5 separate regions of the Homo sapiens genome follow, and regions 1, 2, 4 and 5 are each linked to region 3. The links are chromatin contacts, found by Hi-C or POLR2A ChIA-PET in ENCODE. All regions are on one chromosome and are shown on one strand. Each heading gives the region's core, a stretch centred on a gene start or an enhancer-like site at or near the end of the contact. The rest is flanking DNA. Distances are from core to core; before and after follow the strand shown. Region 1 holds the start of TUBB4B (tubulin beta 4B class IVb). Region 2 holds the start of EDF1 (endothelial differentiation related factor 1). Region 3 holds the start of NPDC1 (neural proliferation, differentiation and control 1). Region 4 overlaps TRAF2 (TNF receptor associated factor 2). Region 5 holds the start of TRAF2 (TNF receptor associated factor 2).

Evidence for each region. A loop is a pair of places that touch in the nucleus more often than their neighbours do. ChIA-PET counts read pairs that join two places held with the same protein, here RNA polymerase II (POLR2A). Pooled maps may share reads with other maps.
Region 1: a loop to region 3 is called in a map of A673, with 5 times the contacts of the local background. The contact joins the promoter of TUBB4B here to the promoter of NPDC1 in region 3. A Hi-C loop is called at or near these places in 3 of 168 maps with a recorded cell type or tissue (A673, B cell and naive thymus-derived CD4-positive, alpha-beta T cell), 19 of 37 single-sample maps with no recorded cell type and 13 of 50 pooled maps. POLR2A ChIA-PET finds 5 or more read pairs at or near these places in 17 of 52 experiments (A549, B cell, BJ and 12 more).
Region 2: a pooled map shows a loop between it and region 3 (3-fold over the local background). The contact joins the promoter of EDF1 here to the promoter of NPDC1 in region 3. A Hi-C loop is called at or near these places in 1 of 37 single-sample maps with no recorded cell type and 7 of 50 pooled maps. POLR2A ChIA-PET finds 5 or more read pairs at or near these places in 2 of 52 experiments (HEK293 and activated CD4-positive, alpha-beta T cell).
Region 4: a pooled map shows a loop between it and region 3 (2.7-fold over the local background). The contact joins the enhancer-like site here to the promoter of NPDC1 in region 3. A Hi-C loop is called at or near these places in 4 of 37 single-sample maps with no recorded cell type and 7 of 50 pooled maps. POLR2A ChIA-PET finds 5 or more read pairs at or near these places in 4 of 52 experiments (A549, activated B cell, activated CD8-positive, alpha-beta memory T cell and 1 more).
Region 5: a pooled map shows a loop between it and region 3 (11-fold over the local background). The contact joins the promoter of TRAF2 here to the promoter of NPDC1 in region 3. A Hi-C loop is called at or near these places in 2 of 37 single-sample maps with no recorded cell type and 10 of 50 pooled maps. POLR2A ChIA-PET finds 5 or more read pairs at or near these places in 5 of 52 experiments (A549, CD4-positive, alpha-beta T cell, HepG2 and 2 more).

What each region holds. Positions count from the first base shown.
Region 1 is chr9:137,238,893-137,242,763 of GRCh38, reverse strand. It overlaps TUBB4B (tubulin beta 4B class IVb), which reads right to left and starts at 1,477. Exons shown (of 4, transcript NM_006088.6): 1 at 1,347-1,477; 2 at 935-1,043; 3 at 743-853; 4 at 1-268. The coding sequence starts at 1,403. RefSeq lists silencers at 1,073-1,302, 1,633-2,452.
Region 2 is chr9:136,865,058-136,868,630 of GRCh38, reverse strand. EDF1 (endothelial differentiation related factor 1) reads left to right here and starts at 2,323. Exons shown (of 5, transcript NM_003792.4): 1 at 2,323-2,450. The coding sequence starts at 2,373. RefSeq lists silencers at 2,022-2,331, 2,432-2,621.
Region 3 is chr9:137,044,313-137,048,140 of GRCh38, reverse strand. NPDC1 (neural proliferation, differentiation and control 1) reads left to right here and starts at 1,964. Exons shown (of 9, transcript NM_015392.4): 1 at 1,964-2,263. The coding sequence starts at 2,152. It overlaps ENTPD2 (ectonucleoside triphosphate diphosphohydrolase 2), which reads left to right. Exons shown (of 9, transcript NM_203468.3): 9 at 1-34. RefSeq lists an enhancer at 1,230-1,899.
Region 4 is chr9:136,900,916-136,904,773 of GRCh38, reverse strand. The region is part of intron 4 of TRAF2 (TNF receptor associated factor 2); the gene reads right to left. Among named protein-coding and RNA genes, the nearest start is that of MIR4479, 16 kb to the right of the region's middle. RefSeq lists enhancers at 1,982-2,441, 2,672-2,991. Within about 2 kb of position 2,158, at least 35 of the 41 ENCODE cell types and tissues checked have a DNase peak (open chromatin) inside an H3K27ac peak, as active enhancers do.
Region 5 is chr9:136,885,081-136,888,709 of GRCh38, reverse strand. TRAF2 (TNF receptor associated factor 2) reads right to left here and starts at 2,194. Exons shown (of 11, transcript NM_021138.4): 1 at 2,169-2,194. It overlaps MIR4479 (microRNA 4479), which reads right to left and starts at 1,977; the gene lies at 1,907-1,977. It overlaps LOC105376326 (a long non-coding RNA gene), which reads left to right and starts at 2,456. Exons shown (of 3, transcript XR_930448.2): 1 at 2,456-2,612; 2 at 3,360-3,417; 3 at 3,576-3,629. RefSeq lists enhancers at 762-1,497, 1,498-2,233 and silencers at 1,610-2,419, 2,640-2,769.

The DNA of each region.
Region 1 (3,871 bases), core at 228-2,727, 200 kb before region 3:
GGCTCCACCACTGTGTCTGACACTTTGGGCGAAGGCACCACACTAAACGTGTTCATGATCCTGTCTGGGTACTCCTCCCGGATCTTGCTGATGAGGAGGGTACCCATCCCAGACCCAGTCCCCCCACCCAGGGAGTGGGTCAGCTGGAAACCCTGCAGGCAGTCACAGCTCTCAGCCTCCTTTCTCACAACATCCAGCACCGAGTCCACCAGCTCCGCGCCTTCTGTGTAGTGCCCCTTGGCCCAGTTGTTCCCAGCACCACTCTGACCTGTGAGAGAACACAGCTAATCATTTGTCAGCCAGGTAGACAGCACTACTGGTCACCGCCATGCGAAAAAAGCCGAGTGACATGGTGTGAGCTGACCACAGAATTCACCCTGGAGGTAGAGCAAACGGACCCTTCAAAGCCAAAAGACGGCAGCCTGCCCTGCTACGAATTAAGTCAGGGGCCAAACCTGACAGCTTAACAAACCCCTCCCCGGGGGGGCCACTGCCAATTCCCAAGGACAGAGGAACAGCCACTGCCCCAGCTCAGCTCCCTGCAGGGAGATTACGTGTGTGGCGGCTCCTCGCCTCGGCAGACAGCTGGACCTTGCTCCCAAAGCCGATTTAGTAGAGGGGATTGAGTGGCTCAGAGAAGAGGAGGGCGTCCAGGGGCCCCGGCTGCGCAGTTCCCACGGCGGTGCCCTTGGAGCAGCCCCTTGACCTTTGAGCCGCCGCCCAGTCCCCAGCCACGGCTCACCGAAAACGAAGTTGTCCGGCCGGAAGATCTGCCCGAAGGGCCCCGAGCGCACGGAGTCCATGGTGCCGGGCTCCAGATCCACGAGCACGGCGCGGGGCACGTACTTGCCGCCTGCGGGGACGGGAGGGCGTCAGCCAAGGCAGGGGCCGCGGGGTCCCCGGAGGGCGGTCGGGGAAGGGGCCGGGGCCTCACCGGTGGCCTCATTGTAGTACACGTTGATGCGTTCCAGCTGCAGGTCGCTGTCCCCGTGGTAGGTGCCCGTGGGGTCGATGCCGTGCTCATCGCTGATCACCTCCCAAAACTACAAGGGACGCGGGCGGGCCCGGGCGGGCCGGGGCTGAGTCACCGCGGCCGGTGCGCAGGGAGGCAGCCCCGCCCCGGACGGGCGCGGCAGCCCGGCCCTCCCCGCCCCTCCCCCGCCCCGCGCGCCCTGGCCGCCGGGTTCCTGGGGGCTTCGGTCGCCCGGCTCGGCCAATTCCCCGCGGAGGGGGCCCGGCGGCCGCAATGCGGGGGCGCCGCCCGGCCGCTGCTGCCGCCATCTTCCCCGGCCGCCCGCCCACACCGCCCGGCAGGCCCGCCTGGCCCCAGCGCCCCGGCAACTTACCTTGGCGCCGATTTGGTTGCCGCACTGCCCGGCCTGCAAGTGCACGATTTCCCTCATGATGGCGGCGGCGGCGGCGGGGAAGCAGGAGGAAGTAGACAAACAGCAGCAGAAGAGCGGGCGCGCAGAGTGCTACAACCGACGCTCCGCCAACGCTTATATACCCTCCCTGCCCGCCTCCGCTAGTCTCGGAATGGGCTGCCAGAACGAGGCTGGCAAGCTCCCTCGTTTGATTGGCCTTGCCCCCGTCAATCAAGCTGCCTAAGGTCCGCCTTTTTAAGCCAGTTTGGTCTTTATTGGTCAGCCGCAGCCTCCTATCTCCCTATCACAATCCCCCTCCTGGCGCCGCAGTGCTCCGTCCATTGGGTGTTTCAAATGATTGATTTGCCGTCTCATTGGCTGGCTGCCGGGAGCACGCCGCCAGGCTGGCGCTATTGGCTGCGCTGCTTCAGCGTCCTGGTAACCGCCGCAGTGCCGCGGCCGGCGCGCGGACGGGGTGGGGCGCAGGCGCGAGTGCGGGCTTCCGGTCGGGCGGCGGGCAGCTGCGCTGGGGGCGCCGAGGGAGGGCGGGCCCGACGGGCCTCGGGCAAGCGCAGTCTTGGCTCTGAGCCCGGGGCCTTTCGGGAGCCGGGAAGGGCAGGCTCGGTGGCGGCCCCACGTCCAGAGTTGCGCCCTCTCTGGCCTTGCGCCGGGACACGGCATCTGCGCGCTGGGCGGGTTCTGGAGCGGGGTCCGCACGGAGCGAGCCCGGGGCCTCCAGGCCGAGGAGGCTGCGATGCCTTAAAGGCAGGAAGATACACGGGCTCGGGGGCTGCGGCGGTGGAGGGGAGCTCTCCACAGAGCCGCAGAGGCCACGGAGTTTCCTGCTCCCGGGTGCCGCACGCCCACTGCCCTCGCGGTCGCGTGAGGGGAGCACGTGGGGGACGCCGCGCCCCGAGGGCCGGGGCGGAGGGCAGGGGAGGGGAGCGGAGGGGCGAGGCCTCCCCCGCAGCTGCGCGCCCTGCCCTGTTGTGGAGACGGCGCTGGCTCTGCGCCGGTCGCCTTGGTGCCTCGGCCCCGTGAGTGCGCGAGCTCCGTGGAGACCAGGACAGCGCCCAGACCTCCCTCGGCGGGTGGGCCCCGACCTCCGGGCTCCAGGGCCGGTATTCCAACCACAGGTCAGCGCGCTGGGGCTGAAACATACTTCTGTTAATGCTTTTCCTAATTTATGACTTGATTTTTACTTGGGTGGGAAAAGAAACTTAAAATGAATTACATGTGGTTGCGCCTGTTTAAAAACAAACGGGCTGTATTTTTGCAGCATTTTTATTTTACTTAATTTATTATTCTGAGACAGAGTCTCGCTCTGTCTCCCGGGCTGGAGTGCAGTGGCGCGATCTTGGCTCCCCGCCCCCCCCCAGGTTCAAGCGATTCTTCTGCCTCAGCCTCCCCAGTAGGTGGGACTGCAGGCACCCACCACCACGCCGCTAATTTTTGTATTTTTGGTAGAAATGGGATTTCACCATGTTGGCCAAGCTGGTCTGAAACTCCTGACCTCAAGTGATCCGCCCGCCTCGGCCTCCCCAAGTGCTCGGATTTACGGGAATGAGCCGCCGTGCCTTCTACATTTTTGTAGCTTTTTTCTTTTTTTTTTGAGATGGAGTTTTGCTCTTGTCGCCTAGGCTGGAGTGCAGTGGCGCAATCTCAGCTCGCTGCAACCTCTGCCTCCCCGGTTCAAGCAATTCGCCTGCCTCACCTTCCCAAGTAGCTGGAACTACAGGTGTGCACCACCACGCCTGGCTATTTTTTTTTTTTTTTTTTTTTGAGACAGAGTCTGGCTCCGTCGCTCAGGCTGGAGTGCAGTGGCATGATCTCGGCTCACTGCAACCTCCATCTCCCGGGTTCAAGCGATTCTCCTGCCTCAGCCTCCCGAGTAGCTGGGATTACAGGCGCCCGCCACCACGCCCGGCTAATTTCTGTATTTTTAATAGAGATGGGGTTTCACCATCTTGGCCAGGCTGGTCTGGAACTGACCTTGTGATTCATTCGCCTCGGCCTCCCAAAGTGCTGGGATTACAGGCATGAGCCACTGCACCTGGCTGTATTTTTGTAGCATTTTAAATAAATTACACCATCAGGTCGGCCCTGACAGTCTCCTGTGCTCTGGCCACTGGGCATCTGTCTCCCAATTGGAGGCTGTTGGAAACAACATCTGCTTATTTATTTCTCTCTTCCTGGAGGGACTGCACCTCTGTCTTCACCACATAATGCGCGATACCAGAACTCGGGACACGCAGCACCGGAGCATGCGCGGGGATCAGCATTGTCCTTCTGGGGCGAGGGCCTGCAGCTGTGCTCACTCCTCGGGGGTCTGTTGCCAGTTTGCCATCCTGTCCAGGAGGGTGGCCTCCCCCACAGATCAGCCCAGGAAGGCGGGCCTGGCTTCCAGTGACCACTGTGACACAGGCCTTGACCCTCAGAGGGACTGGGGTCCTGCAGCGGCCTGAGGGGTGCACAGGTTGCTGCCAGCCATCCCAGGTTTCTCCTAG
Region 2 (3,573 bases), core at 1,074-3,573, 180 kb after region 3:
AACTGCAGTGTTAACAAGGCTGCCTCTTTCCAGGCCAACTCCACCTTCATCACAATCTTCCTGGGGGCTGGTGGCACTGGAGTGACGATAAGCATTTTTGGCACACAACAAAGGGGGACTTGAGTGGAGATACATCCAGTCAGAGTTTATGGGATATTTTCTTTTTCTTTCTTTCTTTTTTTTGTTTTTCTGAGACAGCAGAGTCTTGCTCTGTCCCTAGGCTGGAGTGCAATGGTGCGGTGTCGTCGACTCACTGCAACCTCCGCCTCCCGGTTCAAGCAATTCTCCTGCCTCAGCCTCCTGAGTAGCTGGGACTACAGGCACGCACCACCATGCCCAGCTGATTTTTGTATTTTTAATAGAGACAGGGTTTCACCGTGTTGGCCAGGATGATCTCGATCTCTCAACCTCGTGATCCATCCGCCTCGGCCTTCCAAAGTGCTGGGATTACAGAAGTGAGCCACTGCGCCCGGCCACAAGAGATTATTTTCATTCAGTGGAAGCACATCCTTGCTGGCCGGCTGAGGCTGTTGAGTCCTTAGCCGAACGGAGCTTGGTGCTGGAAGTCGGCGGGAAACAGAGAAGCAAGGTTTGTATGGACGGAGCCATCAGTGTGTCCCCAAGGTTCTTCCAATCATCCGGTGTGAAAAACGGTAAGCAGAAGACTCAACTTCCCACTGCCTGGTTAGAATTACAGTTGTCTCCTCCGCGGAGTGCATTTGCTAATGCAGCATTTCCAATTTAATACAGCATTTATGTATGTTTTCTTTTTGGATGGAGACTGCATTTATCAGGTTCCTTGTTTGTGGAGCATCTATTCAAAGCCCGGAAGTCAATACTATGATTAGGGCCTGCGGTGGCTCAAGCCTGTAATCCCAGGCTTTGGGAGGCCGAGGCGGGAGGATCACGCGAGCTCAGGAGTTCCAGACCGACGAGCCAGGGCGGCACGGAGACCCCATCTCTACCCCACAAAATACAAAAATTAGCCAGGCGTGGGGGCCGCGCCTATAGTCCCATCGCTTGAGCGCAGGACGTCGAGGCTGCAGTGAGCTGAGATCTCAATGTTGTGCTCCAGCGTGGGCCACAGAGTGAGACCCTGTCTATAAAAATAAAAATCCTAAAAAAGTTGTTCAATGATAATGTATAATGACCTTTCTCATTATACAAAACGGCTGGAAAATAGGGTATTACAGAATTATTGTCATATAACATATACACTTTATACATTACAGAAAATAAACATCATGCAAAACCATTCATTTTTGCAACCGATGTTTTCACAGTTTTCCATTCTTTTTCTTTTTTTTTGAAACGCAGTTTCATTCTTGTTGCCCAGGCTGGAGTGCAATAGCGCGATCTCGGCTCACCGCAACCTCCGCCTCCCGGGTTCAACTGATTCTTCTGCCTCAGCCTCCCCGAGTAGCTGAGATTACAGGTGCCCGCCACCACGTCCGGCTAATTTTGTATTTTTAGTAGAGACGGGGTTTCTCCATGTTGGTCAGGCTGGTCTCGAACTCCCGACCTCAGGTGATACGCCCGCCTCGGCCTCCCAAAGTTCTGGGACTACAGGCGTGAACCACCGTGCCCGGCTTGCGTTCTTTTTCTTAAAGAGTCCCACCTGCGGATCACGAGATCAGGAGATCGAGACCATCCTGGCCCGTCTCTACTAAAAATAAAATAAAATAAAATAAATAAATTAGCCGGGCGTGGTGGCTGGCGCCTGTAGTCCCAGGTACTCGGGAGGCTGAGGCAGGAGAATGGCATGAACCCGGGAGACGGAGTGAGCCGAGATCGCGCCACGGCACCCAGCCTGGGCGATAGAGCAAGACTCCATCTCAAAAAATAAAAGTTAAAAAAAAAAAAGTGTCCCACCCCACGCTGCGTTTCGGGCCCCACGGCCCTGGTCCTCGAGCGCAGGTCCCAGCCGCGCAGGCGGCAAAACAAAGGGGGGCGGCCGCACGGCTAGAGCGGAGACCCCGCGCCCCCTCCGCCCGCGTGGCCCGGCCGGGGTGCGGGGCCCGGGGAGGCACGGGGGCTGCGCGTCGGGGCGCAGCCGCCGCCCGCGTGTGCTCGGAGGCCGCGGGGCCCGGGCTCCGGGGTCCTCCCGACCTGCAGCCCCAGCGGCTACCGCGCCTCGCCAGGCCAGGCCAGGCCCCGACGTCGCCTTCCCTACGTCGCCGGCGCCCGGCCACGACGTCCCTCAGACGAGCCGAACGCCGAATGGCCCCGAGCACGGGAAGTGCCCGCCCCCCGCGTGCAGCCAGCCAATGGGACGCCGAAAGCGGGGAGGTGCCGAGGGGACGTAGCGTCGCCGCGCCAGGTCTCTAGCAGCTGCCGCTGAGCCGCCGGACGGACGCTCGTCTTCGCCCGCCATGGCCGAGAGCGACTGGGACACGGTGACGGTGCTGCGCAAGAAGGGCCCTACGGCCGCCCAGGCCAAATCCAAGCAGGTGCTTTGCTGACTGAGGAGCGGCCGGGCCGGGCGGGGCGGACGCTGGGCCGGGGCCACGGACCGTGGGGCAGGGGGCTCGGGGAAGGGCAGGCGGGGCCTGGGACAGGGCGCAGGGGACGGGGACAAGGCTGGGGTGCCGGGGGCAGGACGGGGTTCGAAGGGCGGGGCGAATCGCAGGGGTAGGAGGACCGGGCCAGGACAGGGGTGGGAAGGTGGGGGGCGGACCCAGGAGGGGATGGACGGACCCAGGAGGCAGGGGGCGGGCGACTGGAGGAGGAGAGGAGCAGGGAACCGGACGGGGCAAGGGGCAGGCGATAGGGCCGGGACCAGTGCCAGGGTGGGGCGGGGAGGGGATAGGGGCAGGGACTGTTGGTGGGGACAGGTGTGAGGACAGAGGCAGGAGGTGGGGACGGGGACGGGGACAAGGCTGGGGGCCTTGTGTGAGGATAGGGGACAGAGAACCAGGGTGGGCACTGGGAACGGGGGCAGGGATGGAGATGGGGACAGGGCTTGGAAGAACAGGGTAGAGTGGGGTACAGGGCTTAGGACAGGGGTGGGGACTGGGGCAAGCAGCAGGAACCAGCGATGAAGGTGGGGAATTGGGGTTGGGATAGGGCTGGGGGCCATTGGACAGCAGTTGAGGGCCTGGGGCGGGAGACTGGGTGACGGGGCAGAGGTTAGTGACCTGAGTGGGAGCTGGGGACAGGGGGTAGGCTCCTCCCTGAGAGTTTTCTCTCTGCCTGGGACCTGCTTGGTTCTACTGGTCTCCGCTGGTCAGATACTGCCCAGGGAGCCTGCCTGGGTGCATCACAGGCTGTAGAGAGTGCCTGCTTCAGGGGACCCCATGAGCAGGTGGACCCTGTTGCACAGGTGGAAGATGGGCGTGCCCTGAACAGTACTTGTGGAAGGAGATTACCAATGTGGCTGATGGATCCGAGGGTCAGTTGTGAGTCTGATGTAATAGGGAGGACAGTTTAGTCACCGCCTCTGCCTCATTCGTACCCTCAGGTGGCCTAGGGCTGAAGCCTTTGAGGCCAGTTGGGCCAGGATGCGCTGGGGCTCTGGTGACAGGGATTCATTGGTCTGCCCTACCCTTACTGGTTGCACAGTCAAAACCAAAT
Region 3 (3,828 bases), core at 715-3,214:
TGTAAAAATTTTGTAATAAAAAGTTTTTCCTAGAGACGTGAAAGGAGAGTGTCTGTGGGGTGGGGCATCCTTGCTGTGGCCTGTGCCCCCACCTTCCCGCTGTTCTAGCCGCACGGGCCTGCCCTTGGTCCTGAGGGTGGACACCATCCCTCCCTACTGCCTTCTGCTCTGGAGCCAGGCCTGGGGCACTGGCTGCTGCCCTGGTGTGCCGTGGCAGCCTAGAGTAGCTGCAGGATGGCTGGCCCGAGGGAATGTTCCTGGGCCCTTGAGTCTTCTCTGGCCAGCAGAGTTCCCCAAAACCATCACATCCAGATCTGCGTTGGTGACCAAGGCCAGACTGAAGGTTGGGTCCTGGTACAGTGAGCCTGGGGGTGAGGGTAGAGGTCAGGGAGGTGGCGGAGAGTGGGTGGCAGCCAGCCAGGCGGCTTCCTAGGGGGCAGTCAGTGCTGGTAGAGACTGGCGGGAGGGCAGGCCCACATCAGGAGGTGGCACAGGGGTGGGAGATGAGATCAGGACCAGGACCCATAGGCAGGAATCTTGCACAGAACCTGGCTGTGGAGCTGAGCCATGCAATGGCACAGGGCACCTTGCCCTTCTCACCTGGGACTGAGTGTCCTGCACCTCCAAAAGGCATCCTGCAGCCCCAGCCAGGCCCTGCAGCCCCTCCCCAAGCCAGTTTTCTCCAGGATGGGAAGGCCTGGTCTTGCCCACTCGCCTCCTCACCTTCCTGGGAAGTGAGCTTAGACACTGTCTCTATGCTCAGTGCCCTGGCGAGGAGGGTGGTGGTTCTTATTCTGCTCTTCCCTCCCCTCTTCACCATTTTTTTTTAAAGTCATTTGATAAACCTGAGGGCAGCCAGCCCCAGCTTTGGAGTTCTGAGACTGGAAGGACCAAGGGGACACCCCGGGTTGGAGGTCTCACTCTTGTTCTCTGAATGACTAGTCAAAGGAGGTTTCTAGTGGGATGGGGTGGGCGTGCTCTTGGGAGGCAACAGGTGAGGTGCAAGGGGGGCATCAGAGATGCCCGTTGTCAGCTGGGCACAGTGGCTCACGCCTGTAATCCCAGCACTTTGGGAGGCTGAGGCTGGCGTATCACCTGAGGTCAGGAGTTCAAGACCAGCTGAGGCAACATGGTGAAACCCCGTCTGTACTAAGAATACAAAAATTAGCCCAGCATGGTGGCACGCGCCTGTAATCCCAGCTACTCAGGAGGCAGAGGCACGAGAATCACTTGAACCCGAGAGGTGGAGGTTGCAGTGGGCCGAAATGGCACCACTGCACTCCAGGCTAGGCGACAGAGACGCTGTCTCAAAGAAAAAAAAAAAAAAAGATGCCCATTGTCCTGAGGGAGCTAAAGGGCTGTCACCTGGGGACCCTGAACACCTTGGACAGCTCCCAGCTCCGGTCCTCAGTGGCTCCGGATCACTCTTGCCCCCTGGTGGCCTCACTGAGCGCGGCCGCCGCGGCTCCAGCCAAAGCTGCAGTCGGGGCCGGGGCCGTTCTGTGTTCCTGTATTTGCTTTTCCCGCGAGTGGGGGTGCCCCTGCCTCTGTGGGCACACCTGTGCCTTCCTGTGCACCTGCCCAGCTCGTGAGCACCTGTCTGCGTGCGCCCGGCGCTCCTGTGTCTCTGTGCGCTCGCGAGGCTAGGCCCACACAGGTCCTCTGCCCCATCGCGGGTGCGGGTGAGGGGCTCGGAGTCCTACCGGGAAGAGGCCAGAAGGGAGCGCATCCTGGAGAAGCCCACCCGCGGCCCAAACCCAGCCGGACTTCTGGGAACCGCACCGGCCCCAGAGACCGCAGGTGCCGAGACACCCTGAGGCCGAGAGAGGTCCAGCGAGGCCCGGAGAGGGGACCAGAACTGGAGCAGGGGGAGGGGGCGCAGTCTGGAGCCGCCCTCCCGCCCCCTCAGGTGGAGCGCGCAGGCGCAGTCTCCGCGTGCGCGCCTCGCCGGCGCCTCCATCCCGGATCCTTGCTGCAGCGTCAGCGCCGCCGCCCGTGCCTTTCCTCTTCCTCCTCCTCCTCCTTGGCATCCGCCTCTTCTTCCTCCTGCGTCCTCCCCCGCTGCCTCCGCTGCTCCCGACGCGGAGCCCGGAGCCCGCGCCGAGCCCCTGGCCTCGCGGTGCCATGCTGCCCCGGCGGCGGCGCTGAAGGATGGCGACGCCGCTGCCTCCGCCCTCCCCGCGGCACCTGCGGCTGCTGCGGCTGCTGCTCTCCGGCCTCGTCCTCGGCGCCGCCCTGCGTGGAGCCGCCGCCGGCCACCCGGGTGAGCGAGCGCGCTGGGCGCAGGCCGCGGGGCGCCCCGGGGCCGGGATCGCCGGGCGGGGACCGGGTTGCCGGGCGCCGCCGCCCTCGTCCTGCCCAGGCCCGCAGGCCCTGCAGGCCTGGTCCGCTGGTGGCGGGGGCCCCGCCTCGCCCACGATGGAATAAACAGGCCTGGCCGGAGGGCGCAGCGCGGAGCCTCCAAAAGGCCGCGCCGGATGGGGCTTCTGCCGGTTCCCAGAGGCGTACCTTACATTCATGGCTTCTTCCGCCGGGAGCGCGTCTGGCTCAGGCCTCCGCGCCGCGGCCATCTGGCTCTGGGCGGGCCCGCCGGGAGTCTGCCTGTGTGCGTCTCTGTGTCTCCGTGTTCGGGGCTCCTGCGGGTGTGGGGCTGGCCCTGAGTGCCCGCCGGCTTCGCTGCCGGTGCGCGTCCCGGGGTCGGGGCCTCAGTGCTGCTCTGCCTGTCCTCACGCCTTGGGTGGCGCTGGGCACCGGCCTTGTGCGCCATGGTGGGCGCTGAAGTTCTGGGGGCACTTATGGCGCAGGCTCGGGGTGCTGTTCTAGCTTCAATAGGAGGGAGACTGTTGCAGCCTCAGAGCCTCCGCCTGCATCCCCTGCCCTCGAGGGCACTGGCATTCTGTCTTTGGGACTGAGGGCTGCAGGTGGACTCCGGAGGAGGGTGATAAGCCCAGGGTCCTGGGACACCCTCTCACCTGCACAGATGGGTCCTGAGGGTCCAGAGAGCAGAGCTCCCTGCAGGAACCCAGGATGCAAAGCTGACGTTTTTCTGGGGGGACTGAACTGGGAGACTTTGCGACTGCATTCGTACAGTACTCCTGGCAGCCCTGCAGAAGAGGTGCTGTGAGCCCGTTTTACAGGCAAGGAATCCGAGGCATGGAGAAGTTAAGTGGATTGTGGCACAGCTGAGGCGCTGTCCTGGGCAGCCTGGTTCTGTGTGTGTGGCCTCAAGGGGCCAGAGTGAGGCCGGCTTCCTCCTGGGCTCAGTGCCCCTGGATGGGAGGTGGGCATGAACAGGAGAGGCTTCCGAGAATCAGAGTGTGCTCAGCCAGGAAAGGCGGAGGCCACCTATTCAGGAAACGGGGCTGCAGCTGCTGTGCTGAGCCCGGGTGGGTGGCAGGTGCCAGTCCTCAGTTCACCGGCCTCTGCAGCTTCGTGTCTGCCTCACCGGGAGACCTGGCAGGGCCCTCCCTAGGCAACTCCTCCCATTCCCAGTGCCCAGTGCTTGGAAGGGAGGGCCCTCAGGCAGCCCAGACGTTGGCGGGTGGAGGGGGGTGTGCCAGCCACCGTCCAGCTGCTCTTGTTCCTGCGACCTCTTTTCAGGAGGAGGAAGTGGGGGATGGAGGCTCCTGGGCTGGGGAAAAGGGCTAGGAGGGGCCTGGAACCCAGACCCTAGAGCCAGCTTTGTACCTCAGGCCCCTGCCTTTGGCGTGGTGGACGGTGGGGTATCAGCACAGGAGCGGGGACTGCCTCACTCCCCAGGTGCCAAGTTGGCGGGTGGGCCCAGGTGGACCTGCTGGCACAGGTTTAATGTTTAACGTGCCCAAGTCC
Region 4 (3,858 bases), core at 909-3,408, 140 kb after region 3:
ATGAAACCTAAAAACGAAAGCACAAATAGTCAATGTTCTTAGATTTAATTAAAAGACTGTTCTTTAGGCCAGGCGCGGTGGCTAACGCCTTGTAATCCCAGCACTTTGGGAGGCCGAGGCGGGTGGATCACGAGCTCAGGAGATTGAGACCATCCTGGCTAACACAGTGAAACCCCGTCTCTACTAAAAATACAAAAAAAATTAGCCGAGAGTGGTGGTGAGCGCCTGTAGTCCTAGCTACTCGGGAGGCTGAGGCAGAAGAATGGCGTGAACGTGGGAGGTGGAGCTTGCAGTGAGCCGGGATCGTGCCACTGCACTCCAGCCTGGGCGACAGAGTGAGACTCCATCTCAAATAAATAAAAAAATAAAAATAAAAAAGACTGTTCTTTAAAACATAGTAAAATGGCCGGGCACAGTGGGTTCCCACCTGTAATCCCAGCACTTTAGGAGACCAAGGTGGGAGGATCACTTGAGCCCAGGAGTTTGAGGCTGCAGTGAGCTATGATCCCACCACTACACGCTAGCCTAGGCAACAGAGCGAGACTCTATTTCTAAAAATAATAGTAATAAAATGCTCATAGGTGAAATGATATGACATCTTCATTTGCTTTAAAATAAGCCAGAAAAGAAAAAAATGTGTGTGGGGGGTTGAAGGGCTGAAAGTAGGCTGGCGAAGGCTGGCAGGTGCTGCGGGGCAGCATGTAGGCCTGTGGGGCAGCGGCACACCTCTACTCTCAGCCTCACTGCTCAGATGCGCTGCATGCTCGAAATGTCAAAAATAAAATCTTTCTTGGCTGGGCGCGGTGGCTCACGCCTGTAATCCCAGCACTTTGGGAGGCCGAGGCAGGCGGATCACGAGGTCAGGAGATCGAGACCATCCTGGCTAACATGGTGAAACCCCATCTCTACTAAAAATACAAAAAAATTAGCCGGGAGTGGTGGGGGCGCCTGTAGTCCCAGCTACTCAGGAGGCTGAGGCAGGAAGAATGGTGTGAACCCGGGAGGCGGAGCTTGCAGTGAGCCGAGATCGCACCACTGCACTCCAGTCTGGGTGACAGAGTGAGACTCCATCGCAAAAAACAACAAACAAACAAACAAAAAAAACCTTTCTCTTGGCACTCGGTACTTGAAATCTCCAGTGGGACCAGGGTTGTCCTGCAGCAGATACATCTACACCAGCACCATCTGTCTCAGTCTTCTCCCCACCCACAGCAGACACAGTTTAAAAAAAAAAAAATCAATATTTATTCAGCCAGAATTCAAACTACACATTTGACGCAAATACAGTCGTCATCCCTCTGAATGTCACTAGAATGTCCATGAGGCCGAGCATACTTGGCTTTTCCTGGCCTTTCCGCTGCTCGTGCAGCCAGCCTATGTCCTCTCTGGAAAGTCTCCCCGCACCCCCGCATCCAGCTGCCAGAACGAGTAGCTCAGGGGCCCACTGGGGAATTCAGTTCTGCTATTGGCACTCAGCAAGCACTCCATCAACATTTACCTAAAGTTTTAAAATTATTCGATTTGGCCAGGTGCAGTGGCTTATGCCAGGAATCTCAGCACTTTGGGAGGCCAAGGTGGATGGATCACTTGAGGTAAGGAGTTCAAGACCAGCCTGGCCAACGTGGTAAAACCCCATCTCTACTAGAAATATAAAAAATTAGCCGGATGTGGTGGCAGGCGCCTGTAGGCTGAGGCAGAAGAATCACTTGAACCTGGGAGGTGGAGGCTGCAGTGAGCCGAGGTCACGCCACTGCACTCTAGCCTGGACAACAGAGCAAGACCGTCTCAAAAAAATAAAAATAAATAAATAAAATCATTCAGTTCCTAGAAAGGCATCATTGCAAAGGACAAACATTCAAAAGCTAAGCAGGATTTTCCCCTTTTCCAATAAAGTTCCGACCATCAAGGAGGAAAGGCAGCCTTAGCCTCCGTACTGTGTTTACAATAAGGCCCCAACTAGCAGCACACTCCGAGCACCCGGAGAGCAAAGAGAGGCGGCTCCGAGGGGCAGAGCGGCTCCCAACTGTATAGACGGGTTGATTTCCGTCCCCATGTGTGACATTTACAGCCAGTGAGAGGTTTTATCAACAAAATCAAAGGCCACAGCCAAGTTATTCCAGAGCAGTGCCCGCCCCTCCCACATGACCAAACCCGGCTCCTCTCAGGGACTTTCCAGAGCTCTCAAAGGTGCAGCCAGGGACTTTCCACCCTGCGTGCCTGCAGGACCGCGTGGCGCCCCAGGCCAGGGGCTGGCTATAGTCCTTGGCCCTCAGCCGGAGGCCCTCATAATTGTCAATGTGGCATCCCATGAGCCTGGAGGTGGCAGAGACCCCAGAGGACTCAGGGTCCAGTGCAGAGCTGGAAACTATTATCCCACCTGTCCCCCAGACACTCCTCAGTCCTCTCAAAGGGTGGCATGGCGCATAGCACCCCTACTCCCTGCAGCCAGCTGGTACCCCAACCCTCCCAGGGAGACCCTGACCCTGGGCCACCTCCCCAGGGAGCCATCTCCCTTGCAGACAGCACTGGGCAATGACCAAGCTGCATCTCTTTCAAGGAGCAGGGAGTGGGGGGTACAATGCCATGCGCCACAGCCGTTTGTGCGGCAGAGCCACACAGGAGCCTAGAAAGCTTTGCATCGCACGTCGTGGCTGAGGGCGGTCTGGCATCTCTGCCCACAGAGGTAGGAGTCTCACTCTAGGGCAGTGCCCTGGAGCTACCGCTCCGTGTCCAGGACGCAATCCCCGTGCTAGGGAGGAAAGCACATCTTGTTCACCCCAGACACAGCTGGGGCAGTTCTTCTGAAAAAACGAAACTTGGAGCCCAAAGACCACAAAGCAGAGTCTGTCAAAAGATCGTGGGAGGTGTGGCCAGGCTCACAGGGTGGGGAGTGGGCGAGGAGAAGAGGGAGGCGTGGCCAGGCTCACAGGGCGGGGAGCAGGAGAGGAGAAACACACAGTAATGCAGGTCCAATTCCAACCCAGCCGGTAACACCCCAGGGTCCGGCTGAGCAGGAGATCCCAGCTCTGGCCCGGGCAGGAAGCTCCCCTAAGTGCAGAAAGCCAGGATTCTGAGCAAACAGCCCTCACAGCCTCACCAACCTGGGGCTGGATTGGATGGCATCAAGGTACTGCCTCATTCCAATGTATGACTCGGTACTCACTGAACAATGACCCCTGTCTCCTCCATTCTACTTCCTGTACCCATGGATCTGATGACTCTAAGGGTGGCCCCTAAGTGGAATCACAGAGGATCTGTCCTTTGGTAACTGGCTCATGTCACTCAGCACACTGTCCTCAGAGTTCATCCCTGGGGTGTGTGTGTCCGAATCGCCTTCCTTTTTAAGGCTGAATCATATCCCACTGTGTGCACAGATCACACTTCCCGTGTTTATCCATTCATCCGCAGACACTGGGCTGCCTCTACCTTTGGGCTCTGTGGACAGTGTTACTCCAGGAATCCTGTACAAGGATCCCAGAGAGAAACCTCTTAAAGGGCATTCATTACAAGAAGGAAGACTGCATAACTTGGCGAGCTGTAGTGGCCTCGACGAGCTCTCTCGGCACCTCCTGGCCTCTACACTACAGGTGAAGTTTCCAAATGCCTAAAAGGTGACGTGAGAATCACACTGAAATCCCCAGTGCAGGAAGGCGTGCACGGCTCGCCCAGCACACAGGGACAAACCACAGCCAAGTGAAGTGCGGGCCACTGCCTATGTTGCTGTGACCACAGGACAAGTGTGTCCATTATTTCTGCAATTTCCAGTGTCAACACAATTCAAAATAAGCAATCCTTTGTGGATACAAGAGACACAACAAAAACCCCCACCAAACTTGAAAGCTGCAGGTCCTGGTGCAC
Region 5 (3,629 bases), core at 945-3,444, 160 kb after region 3:
ACTCTCAAAAGGACAAGCTGTATTGTTACACAAGTCAAACACTGCCCAAACCATGACATCAAATCAGATATGGGTGCAACCTGGCCGCTGCAGGGGTCACCTAGTCGCCGCAAACGCTTGGGTTCAACCCAGGCCTCGCCCTTCTCACAAGCAGACTCCAAGATGCCCCAAATGCTGGAGATTCAAACCTCAATTCATGTCTCCACCAACAGCACACAACTGCTTCATACAATACTGGACTCCACGTAAGAGTTCACTGGGTGGCACCCGATTCTTTTTGAGATGGAGTCTCGCTCTGTCACCCAGGCTGGAGTGCAGTGGCGCGATCTCGGCTCACTGCAAGCTCCGCCTCCCGGGTTCACGCCATTCTCCTGCCTCAGCCTCCGGAGTAGCTGGGACTACAGGCGTCAATGGCACCTGATTCTAACCCACTTCTATAAAAGCTCATCTGAGTAATATTCAGGAACACTGATCTGCATGCAGCCATGAATATGAGGCCCTCCAAATACTAGAAGTTAACTTTAAAACTGTAATTTCATGGCCGGGCGCGGTGGCTCATGCCTGTAATCCTAGCACTTTGGGAGGCCGAGGCGGGTGGATCACCTAAGGTCAAGAGTTTGAAACCAGCCTGGCCAACATGATGAAACCCTATCTCTACTAAAAATACAAAAAATTAGCCGGGCGTGGTGGTGCACGCCTGTAATCCCAGCTGCTCGGGAGGCTGAGGCAGAAAAATCGCTTGAACCCAGGAGGCGGAGGCTGCAGTGAGCCGAGATCGAGCCACTGCACTCCAGCCTGGGCAACAAGACCAAAACTATCTCAAAAAATAAATAAATAAAATTACAATTTTATATGTAACCCCATCTTTTTCAGGCTCAAAATAATACCAAATAGAAGCTTGATAACAACCTAAACTCTTAACAACTGTTTATACAAAAGTATCAGAAGCAAGCGTGGTAGAAGAGGAGATCTTGAACCTTACAAGTGTCCACCCATTAATACATTCAGTTCCTCTTATTAAAAACTAGGGCTATTAACAGGGAGAGAGACTGAGTTACAGGGCAGTAATTCCGTCCCTTCAAAATCATGTGGCCACAGAGCAGGGTCCGTTCTCAGTCCTAGTTTCCCTTGACTTGACCCAGACCAGACTCCCTCCTCCTCCGAGCCCCGTCTTCACCGGCTGCCAGACACCCCACCCCCTGTCGGCCCTACACCGAGTGGAGGCTTGGTGCTCTTCTGCACTGACCCTCAGCCCTCGGGGCCTCAAAATGACAACTCCAAAATACCCAGCTCTGGCCCTGACCGTTCCCCTGACCCCAGGCTGCCCATCTGGCCGCCTCCCGAGAGGCCATGGGCGCTGTGACTCCTTCATCTTGGCCTAGGAAGCACCAGCCTTCAGCTGCTCACGCCAGATTCTTGCAGACATTGCAACTCCTCTTTTTCTCGGCTCTACCTTCCACAAACATCCCCTGCTACTGCCAGGACCAGGCCCCGGCCCCGATCCCGGCCCGGTCCACCGCAGCCCATCCCCGCACTGGCTCCTTGCTGCCCCCGACCCTCCCAGCAGCCAGAGGGACTTTTCACCCAGGCTCAGCCTGGGTCTCCCCAGCCACTGGGCAGGAAGGCAGCAGAGTCGGCTCCGCCCCCAGCCTCACTGGTCTTCCCCGACCCCTGGCTGGGGGGCGCTGGCAAACTCAGGGGTCGGAGGCGCCCCTGACCCTCCCGAGCACGCAGCCGGCTGAGGGTGCGGGGCTTCGGGGACACGAGGGGCCCACAGCTGAGCGTGGAGGGGCGACAGGGTGCGGGGGAGCGACGGACCCGGGACGGGGCAGGGCCGGGTGGGCCGCCCACGGGCCTCAGGCGGTACTGGGAGCCGCGACCCCGCGCAAAACCCCGGACCGTGCCCTGGCGCTGCTCCGAGCACGGCCGCGCGCGTTCCCGAACTTTCCCGCGCCAGCCACGCTCGGACTTGGTTTCCGGCCCAGCGGCTCAGAGAAATCCCCTCGGGCTGGCCCCGCCCCCGCCCCGCGGCCTCTCCCGCCCCCGCTCCCGCTCCGGCCCGGAGTCTCCCTGAGAGGTGCCCGCGCCTGCGCCCGACCCCGCGCCCGACCCCGCACCCGACCCCGCGCCCGCGCCCGACCCCGCACCCGACCCCGCGCTCGCCTCACCCAACGGTCGCAGCGCGCCCGGAACTAAGGGCCCGCCCAGCTACCGCCCCCAACGCCGCCGCCGCCGCCGCCGCTCCGCCGCGTGCGCCTGACGGACGGACATGGGAGCCAACCAGCCAGCCCTCAGGAAGCTGTAGCGAGAGCCATTGGCCAGATACGCCCCGCTCCGAGCGCGCCTGACGGACTGACGCCGGAGCCAACCAGCGAGCCCGCAGGAGCCGCAGCGTGCGCCGATTGGTCGGCGCTGAGACGGCGTGGGTACCTAAGTCGCCCTCTGCTTTTTCCTCAAAGAGCGCGCCGGGGCGTTGGTGCGGGGAGCTGGTGAGGTGCTGCGCTGTGGGGTCCGCGCTAATTGGGTCCCTTCCCCAGGTGCGGCGAGACAGCGAGGCCCTTGCTTCCCCTCCCGTGGCCCCGGGGCGGAGACCCCTGCCGCACACCCGAGAGGTGAGCCGGGAGCCCAAGCCGGGCGACACCGGTTCCCACGAGGCGCGCGTCGCGCGCGGGACGCGGGGCCCTGGCGGGGCGGCCGCACCTACCCGACACCTGCGGGTCCCTCCGCCTCCCCCGGTGCCGGGCGCAGAGCGGCGCCTCAATTTGGGTAACATTTATGAGAAACAGGACTAAAAGAATACTGCACACTTAAGTAAGGTATTAAGGCTATGGGGTCTCCTTTTGGGGTGAGGTAATGCTCTGCAACCGGACAGTGGTGACGGCCGCCCGACATGGCCGGTGTGCTAATCTACTGGGTTGTGCACTTTATTTATTTTTTTTTTTGAGACGGAGGCTCACTCTGTCGCCCAGGCTGGAGTTCAGTGGCGCGATCTCGACTCACTGCAACCTCCGCCTCCCGGGTTCAAGCGATTCTCCTGCCTCAGCCTCCCGAGTAGCTGGGACTACAGGCGCCCGCCATCACGCCCGGCTAATGTTTGTATTTTTGATAGAGACGAGGTTTCACCATGTTGGCCAGGCTGGTCTTGAACTCCCGACCTCAAGTGAAAACACAACCTATGGCCTCCAGACACTCAAATGAAAACAGTGGCCTTGGCGGCCAAAACAGGGGCTGCCCTAGGAGTCCTGTGGGCTGCATGGGGGAGGCGGCACTGTCATCTGCCCAGGAGAACGGGAGCTGCAGCAGGTTCTCTCTGGCGGTGCACGGGCTAGCACTGGACACACCACCCCCTCTCCATCCAGCCTTTGGTGAAATGGAGACCTTTCACCCCGCTTTGCAGAGAAGGAAACGTTCACGGAGGTAAGTCTCCTCCAAGCATTCAGACCCTGAGACCACGGGACTCCTCAAGGATGGAATACACTGCAAAACAGGGCAGGCTTTGAAGTTGCATAATTTACACAGGCCACGCTGTCCCCAGGCGCCAATGCCACATTTCATATATGTTACTTGGTTTGCAGTTGGAATTCCCCTCCGCCCCAAACCCACATTCCTGGGACAGCAAGGCCTTGAGA